Linked DNA regions of Homo sapiens: region 1 is linked to region 2. Evidence: chromatin contacts called from ENCODE Hi-C or POLR2A ChIA-PET data. All regions are on one chromosome and are shown on one strand. The core of a region is the stretch at or near the end of the contact, and the rest is flanking DNA. Distances in the headings are between cores, read along the strand shown.

Region 1 (6,312 bases), core at 3,480-5,979, 66 kb before region 2:
CGAAGTCCATAGGGAACAGAATAGCAACATTCTTCAGGTCCCAGCTTACTAAGGAAGGGGAACGTGGAGCAGACCCATAGCTCTAGTCATGAAGTCTGGTAACCCACAGAGAAGCCATGGGATTTTTCATCACAAGACGTGCTCTATGCATATGTATGACTGGGCAATGGCACTGGCTCAATTATTAAGTCCAGGAAGAAGTATAGTAAGTCTTCTCTTAACATCATAAACTCTTAGAAACTGTGACTTTGTGCAAAACAGCATATAACAAGACCAATTTGACCATAGGCTAATTGACATAAACAAGAATTAAGTTCCCACAGCATGCCTCTGGTCACAAAAAACATCAAACTTCTAAATAAAGACCAAAACACTTCTAACATTAAACACTGAAATAAATGTGAGCCATACATAGAAAGATTAACAAAAACAAGGTAATTATTTACCTGCTTATTCCAGTTTGGAATCAGTTGACCAGAGCCTGTCCTGGCAGCTGAAGGCACCAGGGAGGAACTCACTGTAGACAGGATGCCATCCCATCACAGGGCACACTCATATACACACCCACTCACACTGAAACCATGTAGACACACCAATTCACTTCACATGCACAGCTTTGGGATGTGGAAGGAAACTGAAGTCCCTGGAGAAAACCCATGCGCACATGGGAAGAATGTGCAGGCTCCACACAGACAGTGGCCCTGGCTGAGAATCAGTGATTGTCATCAACATTAAAACAAAATAATGTTGAATGAAATGACATTATTTGAGGACCTACTGCACATGGAGTGAGGGAGATTGGGACCCAGCCCAATGGCTGCTCAACCTCTAAATAAGTAGATTTTAGAATGGCTGCTTCTAAATAAGTAGATTTGAGAATGGCTAAAGTTCAGCTACCTTCCCCTCTCCACACACATTTGCACCTACCTCCACTGAACAGGAGATGGGGAACTGCAACCAGCTATGTTCATGCTAGCACTTATAGCGGGGGCATGCCATGCTGCAGGGGTTGCTATACCATGGCACCCAAGGCTCAGAAAGCTTTTGCCCCTGCTGCTAGGAAGCACCTGGCCCAGTAGACATTGACCAGCAAGGCCCTACATTGTATCTCCCATCCTCATGCTCTCATTTCATCCTTCTGAGAAGTGTGGATGAGTAAACCTGTCTCCAAGCCAACATGATGGGTAATTCAAGAGAATGAGCATATTTGTGAATCAAACCTTGGTCCAACAGGCCAGCAGCAACCATAAGCCACTTGTTGATGGATAGCCCCTGCTGAGGGGAGGGCAATATCCCACATGACCACTCCTGTGTAGCTACCCATGGATAAGCAAAATTTTGTTTTACTTTACTGAGACTTTGGCATTAGGATCCTTCCAGCTATTAACCTCATCAGCATTACTACAAGATCCACCCATTATTTTCGCAGTTTTGCCACCAGACCTGTCTATGTGTCCCACAGTGTCCTGTTCCTCATATTCAGGACTCCAAGTGCTCTATCTCTACAAATACTTCAAACACAGGGACAAGGGAGTTGCCTCTACACTTTATATAACAGCACAACTAGCCTGGATCCCGGCAGCTATAGCAAAAGGAGACTCACTTTGGGAAGCCAAACAGATTGAGTTTGTTGACAGTAACTTGCAGCAGGGGCTATTCCAGGGCTTGGCTAATGGAGATTCAATCTCTGCCACATGACTGAGATCAGAGTGTTGCCCATCCCTTAATTGCTCTTGATCCTTCAAATCTGGAGGTCACAGATCTTCAGTAAATTATACCTCTGTGATAACCCCAGCCTTGCCAGCCCTCAGGAAGGACGTTCACCTGTTACTAAAACTGAGGAAAACAATATGGCTTGGGCAATAAATGAATGCCCACCCACAGCAAGGACAAAATCCAAGGTTACAGATGCAGTTAGAGCAGTTTACCTGGGCGTTATCTTCCTGAGACTCTGCTCCAAGAGGCTTGTGTAAAATAGCATGTAGGTGTTTAAGAGGTAGAGGAAGTCACTTGTGGGAAAAAATTGAAAGTCTGAATCAAGGTTTTTTAGAATGACTTAAAGAATGAATAGGAAAAGTAGTTACGTTTTTTAGTTTGTTTGCAGACATAAGATGAGAAATAACACAGAACAGAGAGAAAACCAAAGGAATTGCCAACAGTAATCTTTAGCTTTTTAGCAGTCACAGGCATGGAGCCCTAGCAGTGTGTGGCCAAGGAAAGGCTTTATATCGTGAGTGAAGCTGTCCTTCCAAAGTTTAACTCATTTCGTTACTTAAGATCCTTACCAGGTTATAGCCAATACTGAGAAGTTTGTTGGAGAATGCCATTTCCCAAATAAACCTACGTCAAGATGTATTAGAACTTTTTTTTTTTTTTTGAGACAGAGACTCGCTCTGTCACCCAGGCTGGAGTGCAGTGACGTGATCTTGGCTCACTGCAACCTCTGCCTCTTGGGCACAAGCAATTCTCCTGCCTCAGCCTCCTGAGTAGCTGGGACTACAGGCGTGTGCCACCATGCCCAGCTAATTTTTTTATTTTTAGTAGAGATGGGGTTTCACCATGTTGGCCAGGCTAGTCTACGAACTCCTGACCTCAAGTGATCCACCTGCCTCTGCCTCCCAAAGTGCTGGGATTACAGGTGTGAGCCACCACGCCTGGCCAGAACTTCTTCCTCATTCATAGCTGGGAGATTAAACCAGTTGTGCAGGAGGACAGGCAACTTAGAAAGCAACCTGAAACAGCAACATCCAACAGACTCAGGTCTCTTTCCCTGAGAAAGATTCTTAAACTGGTGCTTTCTGAATGAATTTTTTTTTTTCTGGAAAACCAACTAACCTATTGACCACCAATCTTAGCTCAACAGGCTAAAACCACCAAGGACAAACCTATAGTTCAACAAGGTCAGGTTTATTGACCCATTGCAATAAGGAAGACTGGACAACAGAGGAGTGTTAGAGAGCAACTCTCCCCAAAGGACAAGGTGGTTATTTGAGGGTTTGAGAGAAGACAGTATAGGTAAGTAATGGGCTCAAGGAAAAGCAGACCAATGTGTAAGGGAGTCAGCATCAAAACCAGTCTGCAAAGTAGTCACAAGCTCCTGTGTCCTTGAAGATTACAAAGTTAAGATAGATGTGGAACACTGTATTCTGTAACCACTTTTCTGCACCTGGGTTAAAATGCCAGGCTGATTCTCTCTGTCACAGCAACTCAGAAACTCTAGGCAAGAGTGGGTGATTGGTTTTTTGTTCTTGCGATAGTTTACTGAGAATGATGGTTTCCAATTTCATCCATGTCCCTACAAAGGACATGAACTCATCATTTTTTATGGCTGCATAGTATTCCATGGTGTATATGTGCCACATTTTCTTAATCCAGTCTATCATTGTTGGGCATTTGGGTTGGTTCCAAGTCTTTGCTATTGTGAATAGTGCCGCAATAAACATACGTGTGCATGTGTCTTTATAGCAGCATGATTTATAGTCCTTTGGGTATATACCCAGTAATGGGATGGCTGGGTCAAATGGTATTTCTAGTTCTAGATCCCTGAGGAATCGCCACACTGACTTCCACAATGGTTGAACTAGTTTACAGTCCCACCAACAGTGTAAAAGTGTTCCTATTTCTCCACATCCTCTCCAGCACCTGTTGTTTCCTGACTTTTTAATGATTGCCATTCTAACTGGTGTGAGATGATATCTCATAGTGGTTTTGATTTGCATTTCTCTGATGGCCAGTGATGATGAGCATTTCTTCATGTGTTTTTTGGCTGCATAAATGTCTTCTTTTGAGAAGTGTCTGTTCATGTCCTTCGCCCACTTTTTGATGGGGTTGTTTGTTTTTTTCTTGTAAATTTGTTTGAGTACACCGCATATTCTCACTCATAGGTGGGAATTGAACAATGAGATCACATGGACACAGGAAGGGGAATATCACACTCTGGGGACTGTGGTGGGGTCGGGGGAGGGGGGAGGGATAGCATTGGGAGATATACCTAATGCTAGATGACACGTTAGTGGGTGCAGCGCACCAGCATGGCACATGTATACATATGTAACTAACCTGCACAATGTGCACATGTACCCTAAAACTTAGAGTATAATAACAAAAAAAAAACATTAAAAAAAAAAAAAAAAAAACTAAAAGGTCTTTGATGTCATTCCCCCAACACACACATATCCAAAGAAAAAAGTAAGGGGTCAAATATATAATATCATGTTCAAAATAAATTACTGTTATTATTGTTAAAAAAAAAAAAAAGAGTGGGTGATTTAATGTTACTCTTCTAATTTTAAACACTTAAGTTTCTGATAGTCTATGATTTTGGAGAACACATTTCTCAGTAAAAACACAATAGTTAAAGAAGGAGGTGCTTATGACATATACAGCTGCAGTGACCTGAAAACATATTCCTTCCTGATAATGTACAGCTGGCTTTATTTGTATCGGTGATTGTACCAACTTGATGAATAGCAAGGCAGATTTTTACCTTCTGAATGTAAGCTAATTTTTACTATATCACATTCAAGCAGGGCCTTTCCAGTGCTCCTCATTTGTTTGCCAAATGTTTTTAAAAAAATGAAGTATTTGCCAACTCTCATTAGGTCTAAGTTCTAACAGTACTGCAAGCAGGAAAACCTGAGGTCGTTAGTGCTTTGCAAATGAGGAAACCCAGGATAAAAAGCTTACTTGAGTCCTAACCGTATTGGAAAGGCAAACTCATATGTAAACAAAAGTTACACTAGGGAAAAGTTATAAAGGTAACTGATTGAGCAAGAGTCTAGAAAAGGGAGGGGTAGTCAGAATAGAACAGAACTAGATGTTCTAGTTATATTACAACAGAAAAACCTTTCCAGTGAAAACAACTGGAGTTAAAATAGTTAACCCTTTGCTGACAATGAGAAGCCCTTTATTATTGCCTCTTTCTCGGTTTCATTAAACAAAGAAAGCTCCACACTGTTAGATTAATTTTGGCCAAATGATTTCAGAGCCAAAGACAAACAACATTTAAAAGTCCCTGACATTGAAATATGATTAAAATGTGAGACCATTTCTAGAGAGGAGTTAGCACACAAAGACTCCCCGGAACATGAAGGGCAGTGCTGATGTAACTTAGGCTGGTTTTGAGTTAATACCAAAAACTTGCTTGGCTAGAAAAAAATAAGCAGTCTCATTTCAACTTGGCCACTTACTAACTCTGTATCCTTGAGAAATTGCACATCTAAAGCTTCAGTTATTTAAGCCATAGAGCACAGATCACTCACTGATGAGTGATAATCAGACCACAGATGCTTAACAACGAAGTGAGAACAAAAATGGGAAAACTGTGAGATATGAAGCACTGTACCATGTAAAATATTATTGCTGATGAGCCAAGATTCTGGTCTATTTGAGGCAAGTGTTAAATCCAAGAAGAAAGCCAGGGAACACCAATTTCAAGATAAGTCCTACTATGACAGAAATAATCCAGTGGTGGACCCCTAAAATTTCCCTCTTAGCTCTCTGAGTACATAGTAGGAAATCACTTTTAGAAGTTTTTAGGGTGTTTTCTGAAAAATCCTCTTGATTAAGCTCACAGCTCCAACACTTTAAATTAATTGTACTCAGAAGAGAATTGGCATATGAGGGAACAAAAAACAGAAGCCAACAAGAATGTAAAGCCTTGTGCTATGGTTGCCTCATACAGTGATAGTCTCTAAAAAACAAAGTACCTCAAAGAAAATTGTAATGTCTTGTTTCTCATCTGGCCCAAGTGGTTGTGTTAGTCAAGCAGAGCTGTCTAGTTTATTTACTTATTTATTTATTTTTTGAGATGGAGTCTCATTCTGTCACCCAGGCTGGAGTGCAGTGGCGCAATCTCGGCTCATTGCAACCTCTGCCTCCCAGGTTCCAGCGATTCTCCTGCCTCAGCCTCCTGAGTAGCTGGGACTACAGGTCCCCGCCACCAGGCCCAGCTAATTTTTGAATTTTTAGTAGAGACAGGGTTTCACCATGTTGGCCAGGCTGGTCTCCAACTCCTGACCTCAGTTGATCTGCACATCTCGGCCTCCCAAAGTGCTGGGATTACAGGCATGAGCCACCACGCCCGGCTGGGAGAACTGTGTAGTTTAGAACTGAACGGCAAATATCAGAGTTAGATGTAGAAACTTAATCTCATTTAAGAATAAAATAGTGGCCGGGCGCGGTGGCTCACGCTTGTAATCCCAGCACTTTGGGAGGCCGAGGCGGGCGGATCACGAGGTCAGGAGATCGAGACCATCCTGGCTAACACGGTGAAACCCCGTCTCTACTAAAAATACAAAAAAAATAGCCGGG
Region 2 (6,151 bases), core at 18-2,517:
CACCGCCCCCAGCGCCCAGCGTGCTCCAGAAACATGAGCACAAACGCCTCAGCCTCCTTCCCCGGCGGCACCGGCACCGGCACCAGTACCCGCACCAGTACCGGCACCGGCACCAGTACCCGCACCAGTACCGGCACCGGCACCAGTACCCGCACCAGTACCGGCACCGGCACCGAGCGCAAGGCGGAGGGCCCGCCCGAAGCCGGGGGCACAACTGCCCAGGTCCCGAACCCGGACTCCAGCTTGGACGACACCTCCTACAGCCTGTCCGAATGGAGCGTCCGTTCTGAGTGGCGGTCCGTCTCGGATCCGCTAGCCAGTTCCCAGTGGAGCACGTCCTCAACTGCCGAGGCCGCCTCCTGGAGCTCCAGCATACACTCCCCAATCAGCACTACCGGTCTTAGCGAGAGTACTGACTCCGACTCCAAGAGTGGCCTCCGGGGTTTCAGCGCTTACAACCCGAGCAGTCGGATCCCCAAGTCTACCACCAGCTCGAACTCCTCCGATGGGGCCGTCACAGCCTCCAATCAGGACACCGGCATTCCCTGGGTATTAGTAACAGGACCTACCCCGCCCGTAAACTCCCCCGTAGAGTCATTGCAAGGGTCTGCCTTCTCCTCAGGGTTCAGCACCCCACGGGGTTTGGTAAAAGGACCGACCCTGCCCCCGGATTCCAACCTGACCTCAGTGTCCGACTACACTTGGATATTTGTACGGGGACCTCCTATACCCAATGACCTTTCGCAAGTGTCAATACAAGCACCTCCTACACCCAGTAACACCCCCGAGTGTCAGTACAAGGGTCTGCCGCATCCTCAGTGTCCAGCTTCCCCTGGGGTTTGGTACCAGGACCACCTCTACCCAATAACATTTCCCCAGTGTCGCCACAAGCACCTCCTGCACCCCATAACATCCCCCCAGTGTCAAGGCAGGCGTCTACCCCCACCTCAGTGCCTGACACTCCGCGGGGTTCAATACAAGAACCTCCTGCACCCAGTAATCCTTTCCAGCTGCCGACACAAGGACATTCTAAACCTAATAACTCTCGCCGAGTGTCAGTACAAGGGTCCGCCCCGCTCTCAGTGCCCAGCTCCCCCCGGGTATCAGCTGAAACATCAGCTCCGCCCCTGGGCGCTCCCGGAGTATCAGCAAAAGGGTTCGCCCCGCCCACAGTGCCCGGCTCCCCCCGGGTATCAAAAGAAGGATCGGCTCCGCCCCCGGGCTCCCCGGGGGAGTTGATAGAAGGGTCCTTCCCACCCTTTGCCGTCCCCACTCCTGTGCCTACGACCCAGGAGCGTGTCAGCCAAAGCATGGAGAATCAAGAGAAGGCGAGTATCGCGGGCCACATGTTCGACGTAGTCGTGATCGGAGGTGGCATTTCAGGTCAGTGTGGACCGTAGCGGTGGCCTGGGGGACCCTGGCCAGTGAGGGGTAGGGGAACCTACAGTAGCTCTTGTGGTGTTTGGGGGTCTCTCATGCATGCGAGAGTGTAGTGTAGCCATGGCTTGGCCCCATATCCTGCGAGGTAGGAGTGGGGGTTGTGCCAGTTTTGCTGGTGGTGTGACTGGGGGAGGCAGACACAATAATTTTACTACTACTACTATTAAATACTAATATTTAATTAGCTCTTGCTGTGCAGTTGTATTTAGCACTTTACGTGGATTTTCTCAGTCCTCAACAGTCCTGTGAGGTGGGAACTAAATTCATCCCCGTTTTGCAAAACCAAGAAACTGAGGTCTGGGGAGTTTCAATAACTCTCTTGAGGTCGAATCACCTAGCTTGTAAGTGGCTGAACGATTTTCTCCCATTTAAGACCTGCAGTACTAATTCCTGAGGTGGCTGCTTTGCCTCACTGATTTCATATCCTTTGCCCTAAACAGAACATCAGGATACAGATTTCTGTAGTATTGAGGGAGCAGTAGTGTTATTCCAGTCCTGCTCTTCTCTATTTTCCGTAGAAAATTTAGTAGGTGAAGAGGAAGGAGGTAGACTCCTTTAAGAAAAGGTTAAAAAAAAAAAGAGGAGAAGAGGGGGTGAGCTCTTAAACTATTCCTGTGTGTGTGTGTGTGTGTGTGTGTGTGTGTGTGTGTATGAACTGTGTTTATATATATATATGAACTGTGTTTATATATATATATGAACTGTGTTTATATATATATATGAACTGTGTTTATATATATATATGAACTGTGTTTATATATATATATGAACTGTGTTTATATATATATATATGAACTGTGTTTATATATATATATATATGAACTGTGTGTGTGTATATATATATATGAACTTGCAGGAAGGTGTAGGACATTTATTGTCCAAAGAGAATCCCTTTATGAAGCAGGGGCTGAGTGCCCTGTTGTATCCTCCTTCCTCCTTTCACTAAGAGCTCCCACCACCTGAATCTTGTCTTCTGATGAGCCAGTTGGTGGGCCAGGGTGCCCCTGGTCCTGGCTTGGATTTGTGGCTAACCAAGTGAGTGGTGCATGAGGCTTTCCAATATCTTCCTGGAAGCCTCATCATGATTGATATATTGTCGCCTATGTTGCCATCATTGGTAAAATGTTTGAAAATTAGGAATTTTGTTGCCTTTCATCCCTGGCTAGAATACCACACTGACCTATCCTCCCCCTACTAGGTGTTAATAATTTCTGAGTTATCCCTGCAGGATCTGATTCAGAAAGAGAAAGCTGATGGGAGGGAGTAAGTAGAGTGGCCCCACAGTAGCCATTTTTATATATAAATCTTTCGAGGAGACTCTGAACATGCTACAAATTAATGTTGGGTAGAGATAGCTTTATCTGAACCCAACATTGTTTATCCTGAACAGGCCAAGAGAAGAGATTGGCATGAACTGTTGCTTTGCCAGTTCCAGCCAGTACCAGCAAAAACATACATGTATGTTGGAGCATCAGAGGAAAGCAGCTCCTGGTGGAGAGTAAGAAAAAGGAGTATTTCAGCTTGTTTCTCTTTATTTATTTATGTATTTATTTATTCATTCAAAAAACACTTGTTGAGTACCTGCAATGAAGTGGACTGCTGTTTCCCAAAATCTGGTCCCACTAGGCAAGCCTCCTAAAAGCAATATGGTTGTAGATCACTGGAAAATAAATATGATGACAATGTGTTATATACATTGACTAGGGGTTCTGGGTCCTCTCCCATCTCCATACCATCTGTATTCTGCAATTCAGAGTTCTTTCTGGGATTTTATTCTTAGTCTTTTTCTTGTTCAGTCTCCAGAATTCCTTAAGGAGCGCGGTTTTTTTATTTTTCCTCTGCCTGATTACCTGCTCTTCCTCCCTTTCTATACTTTATGCTCCATACTTGGTCATTAGCAGAGGTGAAATTACCATGTAGCTGATAAACTTTATGCTTTATGGCCTTATAACTGTAGGTTGCTTCTGGTTCTCATTCTAAATAAATAACCAGTTTCATACTCAGTCCTGTATTTGCAATTTTGCTTTCTTATTTCTTAGAGAGGATACCCAAGTTATATATAAGTTGTAGGTCCCACAAAACCTGAATCTGTCCATAGTCACTCTTAATTATTAATTTATTTCCATTTGGGGGAAGTAGAGGGCATTTCTTGCACAGTAGTTCACACCTCTATTCCAGAGGCCAGCTTCAGTGACACTGGAAAAAGCACTTGACTTCCTCTAATGCCATCTCCATCAGTCAGATCTGAGTGATTTTAATACTCAAACTGACCAGAAACATTGCTTTCTATCTGTGGTACCTTCCCAGATGGTTCACAGCTAAAATGAAAGTAGTTGCAAGTGTGGCTCGTGTTAGATCCTGGACATAAACTGAGTGTTTCATGAGCGGGTGAGAAGCATCACTTCCCAAGCATTCTTGTGAATTCAGAAACATACCATTTTTGTGTGTGCTTGGCAGTATCCCATGAATTACTTAATAGTCCCTGTGGCAGTTTTATATGCCTTTGGATGTTCTTTATAACTTTTATTAGGACTTGTACACTTTGATAGGTTACCCACACATTCATAATACATCACCAATCCATAGCATCAGCAGTGTTATTTCTATTATATAGCACCCAGAAGAGTACATATTCTAAGTGACATTACTCAAAATTGATCCATATTAGCAACATTTTTTAAATAACTCTCTACACAGAGAATAGCAGCATCTGGATGTATCTCCTTTTTTGTCATTATAAAACATAAAATAGACTATGTCTTACAACCACAAACTCTTTTTATCTGCCTAACCACCAATTAAATAATTATATATAGTATGTTAATAGTTGAGAGGGGAAATAACCCTGCTGATTTGTTGGTCTAGTGGTATCTTTAAAATGCTCTGGTCCTTAACCATCATTCATCATCTATCACCCATTCCTTTTTGAAACTCCTTTCATGTTTTCAGCGATGCTATTGGATCCTGAATTTTTATCCCATACTGATTGCTGCTTTTCCATCCCTTTCATTGTGCTCATATTCTTGCAAACATCTGGTTTTGAAAGGTTTCACTGTTCATCACTTTGGGGCTCTTGGTACTCTCTCCCTCTCTTTCTCATTCTAGGACTTCAGCTGTCCCTTATCTATAGAAAACTCTCAAGTCTCTGATTTGAATCCTCTTCCTTCCCTGAACTCCTGTCCCATAGCTTATCTGCTCCTGGGTATTTCACGATTGAACACTTCAGGTTCAACATGTACCATAGCTACTGTGCTAGCCAATCCAGCTTCTTTTCCTCAGTTCCTTGACTCTGTTCTTAGCACCACCATCCCTTCTATAATTTTTGACATAATCTTTTCTTTTATCTTCTGCACCCTTTTAGCAGATCCTTCTCACTCTTCTTTGGGGCTATCTCTCTTCTCCTTTCTCTATGATGACCTCCCTCCCCCCATCACCAGGACAGACTCTTTTTTAAAAGTATTTTGTATAAATGTAAGGGATACGACTGCAATTTTGTTACATGGATAGATTGCATAGTGGTGAAGTCTGGGCTTTTAGTGTATTCATAACGTGAATAATGTACGTTGTACCCATTAGGTAATTTCTCATCATCCTCCTTCCTCCTGCCCCACACCCTTCCAGTCACCAATGTCTATTATTCCATACCTCTATGTCTGTGTGTGTACATTATTTAGCTCCCACTTATAAGTGAGAACATATGGTATTGGACTTTCTATTTCTGAGTTGTTTCACTTAAGATAATGGTCTCCAGTTCCATCAATGTTGTTGCAAAAGCTCTTGACCCCTGAAGCTACCTGGTTATGACCCCCTTCCCAGTGGCCACCCTTTACAATAATGGCTCTCCCTTTATGTCCATCCTGCATTCAGTGTTCTCCCAAACTTGATTTTTCTTAAACACTTCTTTCATCACCTTGCCCCTCTGCTCAGGGCCTTCAATGGTCTCCTATTAGCAGCCTCCCAAACACCTCCCTATCCCGCCCCCCATCATGACAAGTAGCATTTCCTACTATTTTCCAACATGGATCTGAGCTTTAGTCTCACCGCCTCGTGTCCTCAGGCTACACTACGTTTATTTAGTCCCTTCATGCCTTTTCTGTTTTTATCTTTCTTAACATGGAAGTGCTTTTCTCTTACATTTATATTCTATCTATCCTTCAATGCTTGGCTGAAGATCCTTTCCTTGATCACTCTGGCTCCCATTGATTTTTCTCTCCTCTTGTAGAGCTTGTAATCTGTACTTAACAAACAATTTACACTTATTTTCTATCTCTTATTTCATGATTTGATTTTAAGGATAATGGCTCAGTCACTGAATTCAGTTGTTAGTTCTTACTCATGAGCTGCCACAGATACAATAAATGACAGAAAACTAGCGGTGGAAGATTTTTAAATCTGCCCTCAACTGAGAATTTCTGAAATGGTTCTCTTTAGTAGAGAAAAAAAGGAAACAAGAAAAAAGCCCACCTCCAGGGGACAATGTATACTTCCTTCATGAGTCTGTTTGGAATTTGAGTCTTTGGGTCAAAGGGGTTTTAAAAGGCAATCTAGTCCAATCACCTAAGATTTTAATCTTCTTAACAGCACCTCGCTAGTGATTAGAGCCAGATGGCTGTAGCTTTGAACGCATTTAAGGATAGGAAATGCTCGGTCTCTCAAAGCAACTCATTACAAGTAGAGGTAGCTCTGGCTCCTTGTCTTGTTTAAGCATTTC

Evidence for each region. Hi-C counts contacts between places; a loop is a spot of excess contacts on that map. ChIA-PET counts read pairs that join two places held with the same protein, here RNA polymerase II (POLR2A). Pooled maps may share reads with other maps.
Region 1: a map of mammary epithelial cell shows a loop between it and region 2 (9-fold over the local background). The contact joins the enhancer-like site here to the promoter of MAOA in region 2. A Hi-C loop is called at or near these places in 14 of 168 maps with a recorded cell type or tissue (MCF 10A, ascending aorta, cardiac septum and 10 more) and 18 of 50 pooled maps. POLR2A ChIA-PET finds 5 or more read pairs at or near these places in 2 of 52 experiments (MCF 10A and common myeloid progenitor, CD34-positive).

Annotation. Positions count from the first base shown.
Region 1 is chrX:43,585,167-43,591,478 of GRCh38, forward strand. No RefSeq gene overlaps it. Among named protein-coding and RNA genes, the nearest start is that of MAOA, 68 kb to the right of the region's middle. Within about 2 kb of position 4,730, at least 3 of the 41 ENCODE cell types and tissues checked have a DNase peak (open chromatin) inside an H3K27ac peak, as active enhancers do; they include mammary epithelial cell, where a contact is called at or near this core.
Region 2 is chrX:43,655,032-43,661,182 of GRCh38, forward strand. It overlaps MAOA (monoamine oxidase A), which reads left to right and starts at 1,268. Exons shown (of 15, transcript NM_000240.4): 1 at 1,268-1,383. The coding sequence starts at 1,311. RefSeq lists a silencer at 1-170 and an enhancer at 102-161.